Regions from separate parts of the Homo sapiens genome. Here region 2 is linked to region 1. A link is an interaction called in ENCODE POLR2A ChIA-PET data of the cell type or tissue named here. Cell type or tissue: PC-9. All regions are shown on one strand. Links, peaks and the distances in the headings refer to the core of each region. The heading gives the core; the rest is flanking DNA.

The links. ChIA-PET counts read pairs that join two places held together with the same protein. Peaks named below come from ENCODE experiments on the same cell type or tissue, not always from the same donor. Only the 100,000 strongest peaks of a DNase experiment are listed, where the experiment ranks them.
Region 2: POLR2A ChIA-PET joins it to region 1 with 5 read pairs; 2 of 35 experiments call an interaction of 5 or more read pairs at or near these places.

What each region holds. Positions count from the first base shown.
Region 1 is chr17:17,939,530-17,947,405 of GRCh38, forward strand. All of the region lies in intron 1 of TOM1L2 (target of myb1 like 2 membrane trafficking protein), which reads right to left. Among named protein-coding and RNA genes, the nearest start is that of TOM1L2, 29 kb to the right of the region's middle. In PC-9, for the core only: no CTCF peak of the experiment used is centred there; a DNase peak (open chromatin) is centred at 3,532; H3K4me3 peaks cover 407 bases; H3K27ac peaks cover 1,860 bases.
Region 2 is chr17:17,718,865-17,723,864 of GRCh38, forward strand. The region is part of intron 1 of RAI1 (retinoic acid induced 1); the gene reads left to right. It overlaps LOC124903943 (a long non-coding RNA gene), which reads right to left and starts at 3,488. Exons shown (of 2, transcript XR_007065650.1): 1 at 2,258-3,488; 2 at 1-2,225. In PC-9, for the core only: no CTCF peak of the experiment used is centred there; DNase peaks (open chromatin) are centred at 1,496 and 2,457; H3K27ac peaks cover 1,316 bases.

The DNA.
Region 1 (7,876 bases), core at 1,390-6,389:
AATAATATGATTTGGGGGACTTACTTCAAAATAATATGGGCAGGGTATGCATATTGACAAAATCTAATAGGTCATGAGTTGATAATTGTTGAAGTTCTATAAAGGGTTTGTAGAAGTTCATTATACTATTCTACTTTTGCATGTTTAAAATTTTCTATAACACAAAGTTTAAAAAGTAAATTTGAAGATAAAATTGACACATTCAATATTCTTAGAGAAAAGTTAAACATAGGGCAGAGATTATAAATGTAATGAAAGTATAAGTAAGGGAAAGATTCAAACTCAATAAACACATTTGTTGAGTCCCCATTATGTAGGAGGCTCTGTAGTAGCCTCTACTTCCTCATCTATAAAATGGAAGTGTTAAGAATTCTGCTTTGGGCCAGGTGTGGTGGCTCATGCCTGTAAATCCTAGCACTCTGGGAGGCCAAGTCGGGAGGATCACTTGAGGTCAGGAGTTCAAGACCAGCCTGGCCAACATGGTGAAACCTCATCTCTACTAAAAATACAAAAACTAGCCAGGTGTGGTGGCGGGTGCCTGTAATCCCAGCTGCCTGAGAGGCTGAAGCATGAGAATCACTTGAACCCAGGAGGCGGAGGTCGCAGTGAGCTGAGATCACGCCTCTGCATTCCAGGCTGGGCGACAGAGCAAGACTCTATCTCAAAAAAAAAAAAAAAAAAAAAAAAAAGGAAGAAGAGTTCTGCTGCATAGGGTTGTTACTCAGATGAGATGAGCTTATACGGGTCAAGCACTGATAAGAGTGGCTGGCATATAGCAAGAGTAATCAATAATTGGTAGCTTTATACAACCCTATGCAATAAATACTATTAGAATCATTTTACAGATGAGGAAGATGAGGCTCAGAAAAGTATGATAACTTGTCCAAAAAGTCATGCTGCCAATATGAGGGAGAATTTGAATTTCAGAGTCAGCACTGCCCCCACCCAGCTCAGGGATGGACTCTGGCATGCCATAGCCAGGAGAGAGTCCTGTGGGTGCAGAGCATGGAGAAGTCAGGCTTTCAGGGAAGAAATGAGCTGTGACTCCTGAACAAAGAGCAGGAATAAGGTAAGCCTGAAAGAATGAAGGAAGAAAAGCACTCAAGACCCTCAGCAATGCCATTCCGATGAAGTTCAAGGCAAATTCTTTTCCTAATTAAAGGCTGGTCTCCACAGCTGTCATTGGGGTGACCTCGCTAATTCAAATAAATAGCCACAGGGTTTCAAAGGGAACAGTTTTAACTCTGCTTTCCATAATAAGGATTCTGGATTACAGCCCAAAGCTTTAGCTAGTTAAGTGTGTGGGTCAGTCTCATAAATTGTTTTCTTGGCTGGATCCCAAGAAAGCCAGACTGTCATTCGAGCAATGAGGTGATTGGTTTTGCATTCCTACCCAAAAAGGAGGCTTCTCTATGATGCTTGCAAATCATACTTGTAAGATTTGTACCATTGGGATTCTCAATCTTCTGCTAAAATCTGTTCTAGTGTTTTCTTAGGGGAAACTACACTTCTGAAGATGGCTGTCCAGAGATAGCACCCCAGAACAGAGCTACTGGAGACCATTTCTCCAGTGAACAGGTGGAAGGGTCATCTCAGTAAGAAAGGCTTCTACGTTTGCTAACTGCCCCTTCTCTGAGAACTTTGGGGAGGGGCTACTGGCCCCCTGAAGTTCCTGTTCCAACTCGAAATTCTTTTCCTTACATGATGGTTGGGGCACTACTGCTGAGCAATTCCAGAGGGCTTTGCAGGAAGTGGGCTTTCCAGAGGGAAGTGCAGGAAGAGGACTGGTCGCAGTCCAAGGATGGCACTTGTGTCCTGGCTCTGCCCTCGGATGACTATGGACGACTCCCTTATATGCTTGGCTTCCTTGTTTAAAATCTTGGTTTTAAACAAGTTTAAACTTCATGGCAGCAGGAAAACAAAACATATGTGAAAAAGCTAGACAAAAAGCTGAGAATCATCATTACGCTGACTCCCATTAAGCCAGAACTAGATCAGATCTTTTAGAATAGGGATTCCAAGCCACGAGGAGATATCCACGGGCAGTCTAAGTCTTCCCTGTGGGTCCCTCACCTGCCCGTCCCTAAAGGCAGAGTGGAACAATGGAACCAGCCAGGCAGTGAGTTGGTCAGGCCTGGGTTTGATTTCTGGCTCTGCCACATTTATTATCTTCCAATGATCCATTCTTAGCAATTTTACAGTGGAAATGGATACATAAGCCCTGTCCATGCCTCACTAACTCGGCTGACTGAAAAACAAAAATCCACAGATAACCTATGAACCTCATTTTGCCTTAAAGAGTTTCAGCCTCTAAGCCAGGCGCAGTGGCATGCACCTATAGTCCCTGCTACTAGGGAGGGAAGGTGGAAGGATCCCTTGAGGCCAGAAGGTCAAGTCCAACCTGGACAACACAGCAAGACCTCATCTCTAAAATACAAAAGTCTCAGCCACTTTCCCACAAAAACGTAGCACAAAAGAGCTGATGTGCATGAACTTTTTATTTGAATGTTCTGTTCTCTCTACTTCTCTCCATTACAGGGGCTTATGAGAACTAACAGCTCCTAAAACGAGAGGCAGAAAGAAGGCAGAAGATATGGACAAAGGAGTCTAAGGAAAATTTGTAATCCAGTTCACCAGCTTATAAAAAACCAGCACTAGCTGAAAACAGCAGACAAAAGTAAGGACCAGACGACCCTGATCTGCCTGACCCAAGATCAGCATGTTCTTTTTCACAAGGCCACATTGCAAGGTTCCATTAATAAATAGCAGTAATAAGGATGGGGGCCTTGGGGTCAGGCAGACCTGGGCTCAAACTCCTGGCTCTGTAATGTATTAGCCCCAAGATCTCAGGCAAGTTCATTAATCCTGGCTTTAACCCTCAATCATATCATATGTAAAATGGGGATTAAAAACTATATACTTCGCAGGATTACTATACTAACCAGAAAATCATATCAATTTAAAGGACATTTATAATACTAGTTACTAAGTATTAAGATCTTATTATGGGCCGATATGTATGGGCCGATATGTACACCTTCCCTTTTAAATCTCAAAACAACCCTATGAGGGAGGTATTATGTCCCCCATTTTAAAAAATGAGGCTACTTAGTAGGCTCAGAGTAAGTAATTTGCCCCAAAAGATACAGTGTTGGGATGAGAATGTGACTTGGGTTTGTCTGCTCCAAAGACTGTTCTTATTGTCATTACAATGGTACTATAAGCAGTCACATCAGCACGGTAGTTAGTATAGAAAAGGAAGCAGTCAGAATTCCAGGAAAGGCTTTTGCCAGCTTTAGTCGCGACAGCCCTGGGATGGGCCATCACCATTCCATTTTACAGATGAGAACTTGGGGCTCAGAGACATGAAGACTGTTAGAAGTAAACAAAAAGCTGTTTATCTTTTAGAGCCCTTTATCTATTTCAGTATTTATAAAGTAATTATTATAAAGTAATATGATGCCTGGAATCTGCTTCAAAATAATGCAGAGTGGGAGGGGAGGATGATTAGATGAAACAAGATTGGATTGGCCAGATGCTTAGAAGCTGAGTCATGGGTACACAGAGGTTCATTACACTGTTCTCCCAATTCATATCTATGCTTGAAATTTTCTATGATAAGAAAAAGCAAAAATAAAAAAATACTTCATCTCCTGGAGAAAGCATAAGGCAGAAGCAGGTCTCAAACTGGGGTATGTTCTGTCCCCAAATTCTGAGTCCTCTCCAATCCACTGTAACAGTCACTTTAAAAAACCCTTTCTTCTTTCCATCTTGATATGGGTCCAAAGTGCTGCTAATTAGAGCTAGGGAGTTAGGAAGGCAAAGCAGTCTCTATAGGGGTCAGATAGTGGCAGACCAGCCTGCTGCTGGGGTGCGACAGAGGGCTGAATCCTGCTGCCTGGAGAGTGCAGAAAAGGCCTCAGCAAGGTAACAACACTTGGGTATGGAGAGAATGTGGATGATCCAAAAGAGAATGTAGGAATGTGAAGGCAAAGGAGAGAAGGAGCAGCCAGTGCAAATGCATGGAAAGGGGAGCCCGAAGGCTGAGCTGCCTCCAGATCTCTCTTGGGGATTGCTGCTGCAGCCTCCTCATTGTTATCACTTCCTCCACTCTCTCTTTCCATAGTCTACACTCCACACTGCCCCAGGTGGTCTGCACCAAACAGAAAATCTGATCTCATCTTCCCCCTAAGTATTAAAAACCTCCCAGATCTCCCCACTTCACTTCAGATAAGGTCTACACTCCTCAACCTGATCCTCAGGGTGACTATCTCTAACCAGCCCTGACTTCCACTTCCTACCCCTTGCCAGGGCCCCACGTGAACATCCAGAGCCCAAGGTCTAGCTGCCACAAACATACAGGCCCCTTTTCTCCAATGTTCTCTCTTCCTTGCACATCCCTCCCCCTCCAGGTAAACTCCTACCAGAGAGCAGCTCAGATGTCACCTCCTTTGTGAAGGCAGTCCTTACTCTGCCCCTCTCAGTGCATGCTGCTACATTATCAGAGCACCCCCACACTGCACTTGAGGGTCTTCCTCTGGATGAGAAGGTGGGCTCTAGGGCAGGGAGAGGCAGCAGACAAGGTGATCAATACAAGGTGCTTATTAACACTACTAGCGACATAAATAATGCAGCCCCCGGATAGGCAGGCAGGGGTTGTGCAAGCCATCATGGTGCCTGGCACAAAGTGGCTGCCGTGAGAGGCTGCCTGGTGAGTGGACAGGTGAGGACGGCAGGATGCTGAGCAAAGGGATGCTGAGCAGAGGGCTCCTTCCTGACCTTGGCTGAGGCAGCCTTGCTGCGGTGCCCTTCATGAGTCTGTAAGCTCACGGCTGCAGGAGGCTAATTCAGTGCCTAAAAATGCTGTAACAGTTTCTTTGAAAGGTTCCAGACAAATGGAAAATGACACCGACAGCTTGACGCTCCCTTCACCTCCATGGCTGCAAACCTAAAGAATATTTATGATCCGTGGGATCAGAGATTTGGTGTCTTAGAAGCAAAGAAAGGTCACAAGACAAACTAACGCAGACCATCTGCTCTTGGGTGGGGAAAGAGATTCCCATATTTGGAGTTATTCTCCCCAAAGCACCAGGCACCTGCTTCTCTTGTGAAAATCTATGAGCTAACACAATGATTTTTATTTAACATAGTATAAAACCAACGTCTCCTACAAGGAGAGGTGAAAAGCTGAACACAAACATGCCGACTAACAGGGAGCTATGGAAGCCTTCCGGCGGGGAAACAGGAGGTCCGCACTTGTGCTCTCCATATTAAATGCTTAGCGACAAGGCCTAACAGAGGAGAACAAATGCTCCCAGAGATGTCTGCCTGATGGCAATGGAGAAAAACTCATCTGGGGCTAGTACTAGTGGAGCTCCCCTCCTCCTCCATTTTTCATAGGCCGGATGCTCCTGCAATTCCCAACACCGTACTCCTGACATTGCAGCAGATGCTGCCCGCACTGCCGCCGCCACACTAATCCTTCATCCTCCGGGGCCAATGGAAATGTAGGATTTCCCATTAATCAGGGCCGTGGACACCAAAATAGCTCATCTGACCTTTGCAAATACCAAAGGGTGGATTTAAAGCAGAAACTGGCAAAAGGTAATGCAAAAGTCTTTAGCTTTCTTTTCAGAGATGATTTTATGCAGTCATTAGCTAAGAAACAGATTGCCAGTAGGACCAACAAGGTTAAAAATTAGGTGGAAAGAGCCAAATGTTTCACCACACACACACATACACACACACACACACACACACACTCTCTCTCTCTCTCTCTCTCATTCCTTGATGAATTATTTAACTTACATTAAAAATATATATATGGCTCAGAAATCTCTTGGCATTGGCACTGGATTGAAAACAGTGTCAAACTGGGAAGTAGCTGTTCTCTGAGAGAACACTTATACATCAAAACAAACATGGATTTCAATGTGCAATACCAGGTGGACTTCATCAGACAATACAGACCACAGATCTGCTATTGATGAAAAGATAGACCCTCTCTTAGGGAGACCCACATTACATAGGATGAAACTTCATTAAACTTCCTTATCACATACATACCCATCTTCTCTCTATTTACAGCCTATACATCTTAGTTAATCATTGATATTTTGTGAGCAAAAGTGACCTTAATATTTCACGGAGACTTTCTCTGCATAGCTATAATTCAGCACCACATAAAACTGGATCTTAAGTATCTTAATGAAATGTAGGACTCTTTCCATTTAAAAAAAGAGAAAAAGTAATTATAGAAAACTGGAAGAAAAAAGAAGAAAAGCTAGTCACATAAGTCTGCCACCACCCTAATTCAATCTTTTTTCTTTTTTTATTTTTTAAAAAAGATGTCTATTTTTGAGACAAGGTCTCAGTGTCACCCAGGCTGGAGTGCAGTGGCACAATCATGGCTCACTGCAGTCTCAACCTCCCGGGCTCAGGTGATCCTCCCACCTCAGCCTCATGAGTAGCTGGGACTACTGGGGTGCACCATCACGCCTGCCTGGCTAAATTTTTCATATTTTTTGGTAAGACGGGGTTTCATCATGTTGGAGACCAGGCTGGTCTCCAACCCCTGGGCTCCAGCAATCTGCCTGCCTCAGCCTCCGAAAGTGCTGGGATTATAGGAATAAACCACCGCACCCTGCCGTAATTCAATTTTGTATAAGAGCTTTATTGAGATATAATTTACATACCATGAAATCTACCCTCTTGAAGTGTACAATTCAGTGGCATTAGTACATATATTCACAGAGTTGTGCAACCATCACCACTATGTAACTCTAGAATATATTCATCATCCTAAAAATAAATCCTGTACCTGTTAGCAGTCACTTCCCATTCCCCCTCTCCCAGCCTCCTACAACCACTAATCTGCCTTTTCTCTATATAGATGTGTCTATTCTGAACATTTCTTATAAATGCAATCATACAATATATAGCTGTTTGTGTCTGGCTTCTTTCATGAAACATAATATTTTTACCCAATTCTATTTTTTATTAGCACTTTGTTAGGTTTCTTTCCCATCTCGATTCTGATATATTTAAAACTTAATCCTTTGCTAACATTATAAAGTTAAGTCTGTTTTTTGCTAAACCACAAGTTACTGACCCTAAGCTAGGCTCATGGGTGCAGAGGCTGCAGGAGGCCTGTTTTGCTCTCTAAACATCAGCTCATTATATTGGTCTAAGTATTGATCTAATTTTTTTTTTTAAGACAGAGTCTCACTCTATCGCCCAGGCTGGAGCGCAATGGCACAATCTTGGCTCACTGCAACCTCTGCCTCCTGGGTTCAAGCCATTCTCCTGCCTCAGCCTCCCAAGCAGCTGGGACTACAGGGATGTGCCACCACGCCTGGCTAATTTTTGTATTTTTAGTAGAAATGGAGTTTTACCACGTTGGCCAGGCTGGTCTCGAGCTCCTGACCTCAAGTGATCAGCCCTCCTCAGCCTCCCAAAGTGCTGGGATTACAGGCGTACGCCACCGTGCCAGCCTAAGTGTTGATCTAATTTTAACAGAAGTGCCTCAGGGTTAGGAAAGTACTAACTAGTTATACCAGCCCTCAGGACAATCCCACACAGTAAATACAATCTTCAGCAAGGAACAGGAAAGAACACTAGAACTGGGATTTAAATAGGAAGAGCTACTACCATCCAGTGAGCTTTTCAGTTTTATACGGTGGGGGGGTCTCACTATATTGCCCATGCTGGTCTTGAACTCCTGGGCTCAAGTGATCCTGCTGCCTCAGCCTCCCAAAGTGCTGGGATTATAGACATGAGCCACCGTGCCCAGGCCAGTGAGCTTTCTGTTTTGCAAATATTGTAGGCTAAATTGTGCCATCCTCAAGTTCTCATGTTGAAGCCCTAAGCACCAGTA
Region 2 (5,000 bases), core at 1-5,000, 220 kb before region 1:
GTGTTGGAGCAGGTACAGTGGAGGCTGAGGAGGGGCAGGGTTCCTTCCTGAGGCATTTGCTCTCCCACCAGCCCCACTAGCATGAATGGCAGATCCCAGCAGCCGTATCCATCCTTCTTGCAAGTTGCTCAGGCAAGATACATCAGTGAATCCTGCTAACCCTGCCTTCATAATAAATCCAAAATCCGACCCCTTCTCATCGGCCCCACCCTGGCCAGGCCTCATCATTGCCCACCTGGACTAGTGTAGGATGCAGGCTTCTGTGCTCCTGCCCTGGCCCCACATCTGCCCTCTTCACAGGGAGAAACTCTGACCACCCAAGGGAAAGCGTGTCCCATCCCTGCTCAAAACACTGCAGAAATGCCTCATCTCGTTCAGTCTAAGAGCCAAAGTCCCTACAATGGTGTGTGTGCAAGCCCCTGTAGGTGTGGCCCCCCGTCCTCTCTGCCCACATCTCTTTCTGCTCACTCCCCTCAAGCCACACTAACCTCTTGGCCATTCCTCAAAAATCCCAGCCTGGCTGCTGCCTCAGGGTCTTTGCACTTGTTCTTCCTTCTGCCTGCACAGCTTTGCCCCCAGACAGCTGCATGCCTCACTACCTTTGTCTGTCAAGTGTGTTCTCAAATGCTCTTAAGTATGAGCTCTGACCACTCAGTGTAGAAAAACAGCCCCTGCAGATGCTCCCAGCCCGCTTCCTTGGCTTTATTTATTTTTCCATAGCACGCTTCACCTAAGGTAACATACTACATCATTTACTTATTCATTCTGTTTCTTGTCTGTCAAGACTAGAATGAAAGCTTTGTCTCATTCCTTGCTCTGAATCCTCAACACATAGAATGGAGCCTGGCATCTAGTAGGTGCTCAGTAAATATGTACCAAGCCAATGGATGCATACTTTTGCCACCTTCAAGTTACGTGACTGGGAGCAAGTGCATTTCCTGGACCTCAGTGATCCAGTCTCTCAAATGAGGCTGACTGATGGGGCGGGGGGAGATACATAGAGATTTGAAGTTGCTGCCCCACTACTCAATAAACATGTGGAATAGATGTTAAAACCTGGCCCACATCTGACCTCAGGCCTGCAGGCTTCCAGCGTGAGGCTTACCAGACCAGGGCTGAGCTTGAATGCGACTTCTGGGTCTTAGTGTACCAGCCTGGCCTGATGGGCCTCCCCGTCCCTTGTTTCCACCTGGGTGTCCCTGGTGGCCTGTCAGTGAGCCTTGTCCTTGGCTGGCTCCACTGCCTGCATTCCCTAGGACCCTGCTTAGAGTCCCCAGCCCTCTACCCACCCTGCCTCTCTGGTCAACAGCTCCTGTTTACTATTTAGCTCTGGAATGGCATCTGGACACACACTTGCATGAAAGCAGCTATTGAGATAGTGCTTGGCAAACAAAAGGGCTGACATGTCCAGACCTAGGTTCTCCAGAACACAGCCTCACCTCACCAGGAAGGACTGGGCCCTTTAAAACCTGTGAGCACCCCTACCATCCCAGCGAGGAGGGAGGATCCTAATTCCCCTGGGGCAGACTCTTGGTGAAAGGTGAAATCAGAACCTAGGGAGCAGGAAGCCTGCCAGCCAGGCAGCCTCCTCTGCTGGTGTTCCAGCAACATTTGTGGGTGCTGGGTGCTGGTTGCTGGCACCATGATCCCATGGAATCCTGCCAGTAGGGTCTGATGGAGTAAGCAAGGCTTTGGGGTCCATGCACACTTAGGTTTGAATTGTGAGGTTGCCACTCCATTCTGCTGCACTGCCACACGCCATGCACTGTGCTTGGTGGAGGTGAGCAAAGAATCTTGAAATTGAGAGTCGGATGGGATCCGATTGTGTTGCTGTGGTCTTGGCAAGTTCTTTGCAGGCTCTCAGCCTGGGTTTCTCCTCTAGGGGATGGTCAGATCCTGACCTTGGGGTACTGTCTTGTGACTCTCCATGATACCACTTGTGGAAGGGCCCTGGCCAGGTCAGGGTTTCCATCACCCTCTGGCAGATGTGAATGGCAGCCCTGCTGAATCAAGATCCCTCCGTACCACTGCCCCAGGAGCTCCAGGGAGTCCCCAGGGAGCCAGGGAACAAGAGAGGCCCCTGGAACAAATGACAGGCTCTGCCCTTTTTTGAGATAAGCCACCCACCACCATCCCATCCCTCTACACCCATCCCCAGAATCTGGAATCTGTGAAGGGTACTCACTGAGCGACCTGGAATCTGTGAAGGGTACTCACTGAGCGACCTGGAATCTGTGAAGGGTACTCACTGAGCGACCTCAGGTGAGTCTTCCGACATGTCCTGGCCCTGATGTTCTCCATGCTCCACCCCACCCCCATTTTATCCAGGGGAACTGTTGGCTCAAAGAAGAGAAAACTTGGGCTTGGTCAGGCTTATGGGAGGAGGGCTTGGTTTAACTTCATTGTTCCATGCATTCACTCACTCATTCATTGAACAAGTGCTTATGGAATGTATACCAGGAACCATTCCAAATACGGAAGATACACCAAGGAACAAACAGACAAAAATACCTACCAGATACCTAAATATGTAAATTACATGGTATATTAGAAGGTAGGGAACAGCATTCCAGGCAGATGGATCAACAAGTGCAAAGGTCCTAAGGTGAGAGTGTGCCTGCTGAATTCAGGAACTGCAAGGGGCAATGTGAGTGGGGCAACAGGCTGGGACTGAGGGCAGGAGTTGGTGGGGACCTGATTGTGTGGGCTGTCATCAACCACCTGGGGGACTTTCTCCTCCTCATCACTCAGAAACTGAGGAGGGGAGGGAAGACATTCCAGCCAGGTTGGTGATCCCCAGCGGGCATTTGGGCTTTTCCGTTGCCACCTTAATGGTATACACAATGCGCATCTCCTGGTTCACTCAGCAGCCTCAGGACTGAGTGACCCTGGTCCCCAAGACAGATATTGAAGACAGAGACTAAGCAGTCTGACATTTTAAATATGGGGAGCCCCGAGTGGGGCGGGGCTGCCCAGGACCTTAGGGATTCACTTCTGGTAGGGAGGGCTGCTACCAGGCTTCAGGGAATGCCAGAAAAAAGGTGCCCGAGGCCCACCTGGCATGTAATGATGGGCAGGATTGGCTGTAGGATGTATAGAGACTTTAGTATGGGCAGGGTTGGGGGTTAGTAGGTGGAGAAGGGAGATTGGGACATCATTGAGCAGCAAAACCCAAGTGTGACAGGTGGTCGGTGTGCTCCTGCCAGAGCAGAGGGGCCTGAGTAGGAGGAAGTGGAGGTGGAGGCCGAGGAGAATGAGACAGACAGACTCACTGGCCAGCGGGAGAAAGTGGTGGGACGAGCCAGGGCTGACACATCTGTGTGATCCCTGGTGCAGTAACTCCGGTAGATGGATGGACACGTGGATGGATAGAAAGGTGGGTGGATGCAGCGACGGATGGATGGATGAATGAATGAATGAATGCATGCGTGGGCGGTGAGCGGCCGGGAGAGGGGCGGGCCAGCTGAGCGCTCAATCACAGCCCCGGGGCTCGGCGCCCGCCAGCTGCACTCAGAACCCCCCTCACCGTGGCCCTGCCCTGTGGCGCCTAATTACGTGCCCCCAGGGCTCTGGAGCGGCTGCTGGGACTGCAGCGAAGAGGGGCCCGCGCCACCTCCGCCAGGCTCCACGCGCCGGCCTTGAGTGCGCTCCCCTCGGCCGCCGGGAAACCTAGAGGCGCGGTTTGGCCCCAAGGTCCCCGGTCCCGCTCTTCTTTGTCTCGGCCTAGTTCTCGGCTGTCTCCGGGCCGCGACCCACCTCTCCTGGCGGTCCTTGCCGCATGCTTCTGTGCTGCGCCAGAATCATCGAGTCTCAGTTCTCGCTGCCTTCCCGGCCAGTAGGCGTCTCCCCCAGCTGGGGAGGGTCCCCCAAACCCTGTGCTTCTAGGACCGCGGGGCCGGCAAGCGGCAGGATCTCCAAGCTGCGTCTCTGATGCGGCTAGGGGAGGCGCGCGATGAAGGCCCCCCTCTTCTCCGCCTTCTCTCTACGCCCCACCGCTACTACACGTCGCGCTGCGCCGCGACCCCGGCGCTGCCTGTTGGCGCCTTAAGCGGCTCTTCTGCCGCGGTGCGATCCCCGACGCCAGGAGGACTAACCCCCACCCGCCAGGCCTCAGACCCCACGCAGATCCAGCCACACACGCAACCGCCTGCAGATACCCACCACAGCCCTTTAAGTTAACCCAAAGCCCCGTACAGGCGCACTGCCCCTACATGCGCAGCCCCACGGCCCCACACACCCACCAGCCCACTCGCAAACAGGCCCACATGGCCACACAACTGCCCTCTGGACACTCAGCCCCACGCAGGCACAATCCCATATACACACAACCGCACACAGGCGCAATCCCACCCACGCAGTACCTCACGGAGTCACACAACCCCCCTATAAACAATCGCACAGACACAGCCCCACGCAGCGCCACATCATTCAGTCAAACTGAGACCCAGAAACACATTCACTAGCTTGTATCCAGACCCCCCCCCCCAAGCCCCGTGACATTCACTCGTAGGACAGACCAGAAATATACAGCCACATTGATACACACACGGACCTAAACGCACAGCCAAGACCTCACCCGCAGGCTCGTAAGTCACTGGAAAAATATTAAAGCGTTCCCTCCCTCCCCTCCTCTATCTTTGACATACACACGCCTGCGCGCGCGCGCACTCTTACACTCACACCCCCCGTCCCTAAGCGCGTCGGAGCCTCGCAGCGGGTGACCCCGAGGCCCCGCGGTGAGAGCCAAGGGAGCGTCTCCCCGGCGCCCCCTCCTCCCGCTCCCTTCCCGAGCTCATCTCTCGCCCCCCCGCCCGCCTCCTCCTTCCCTGCCCCCTCCTCCTCCTCCCTTCCCCCGAGTCTGGGGCGCGGGCTGCGCGCAGCCAAGCCCCCTCATCGCGCGCCCCTCCCCGCGCGCGCCCCGCGCCAGCATCGCGCTTACCGAGTGGATGCGGCCACGGGGCCGTCTCTAATTACCTCCTGACCCCCGGCGGCCTGTGAAT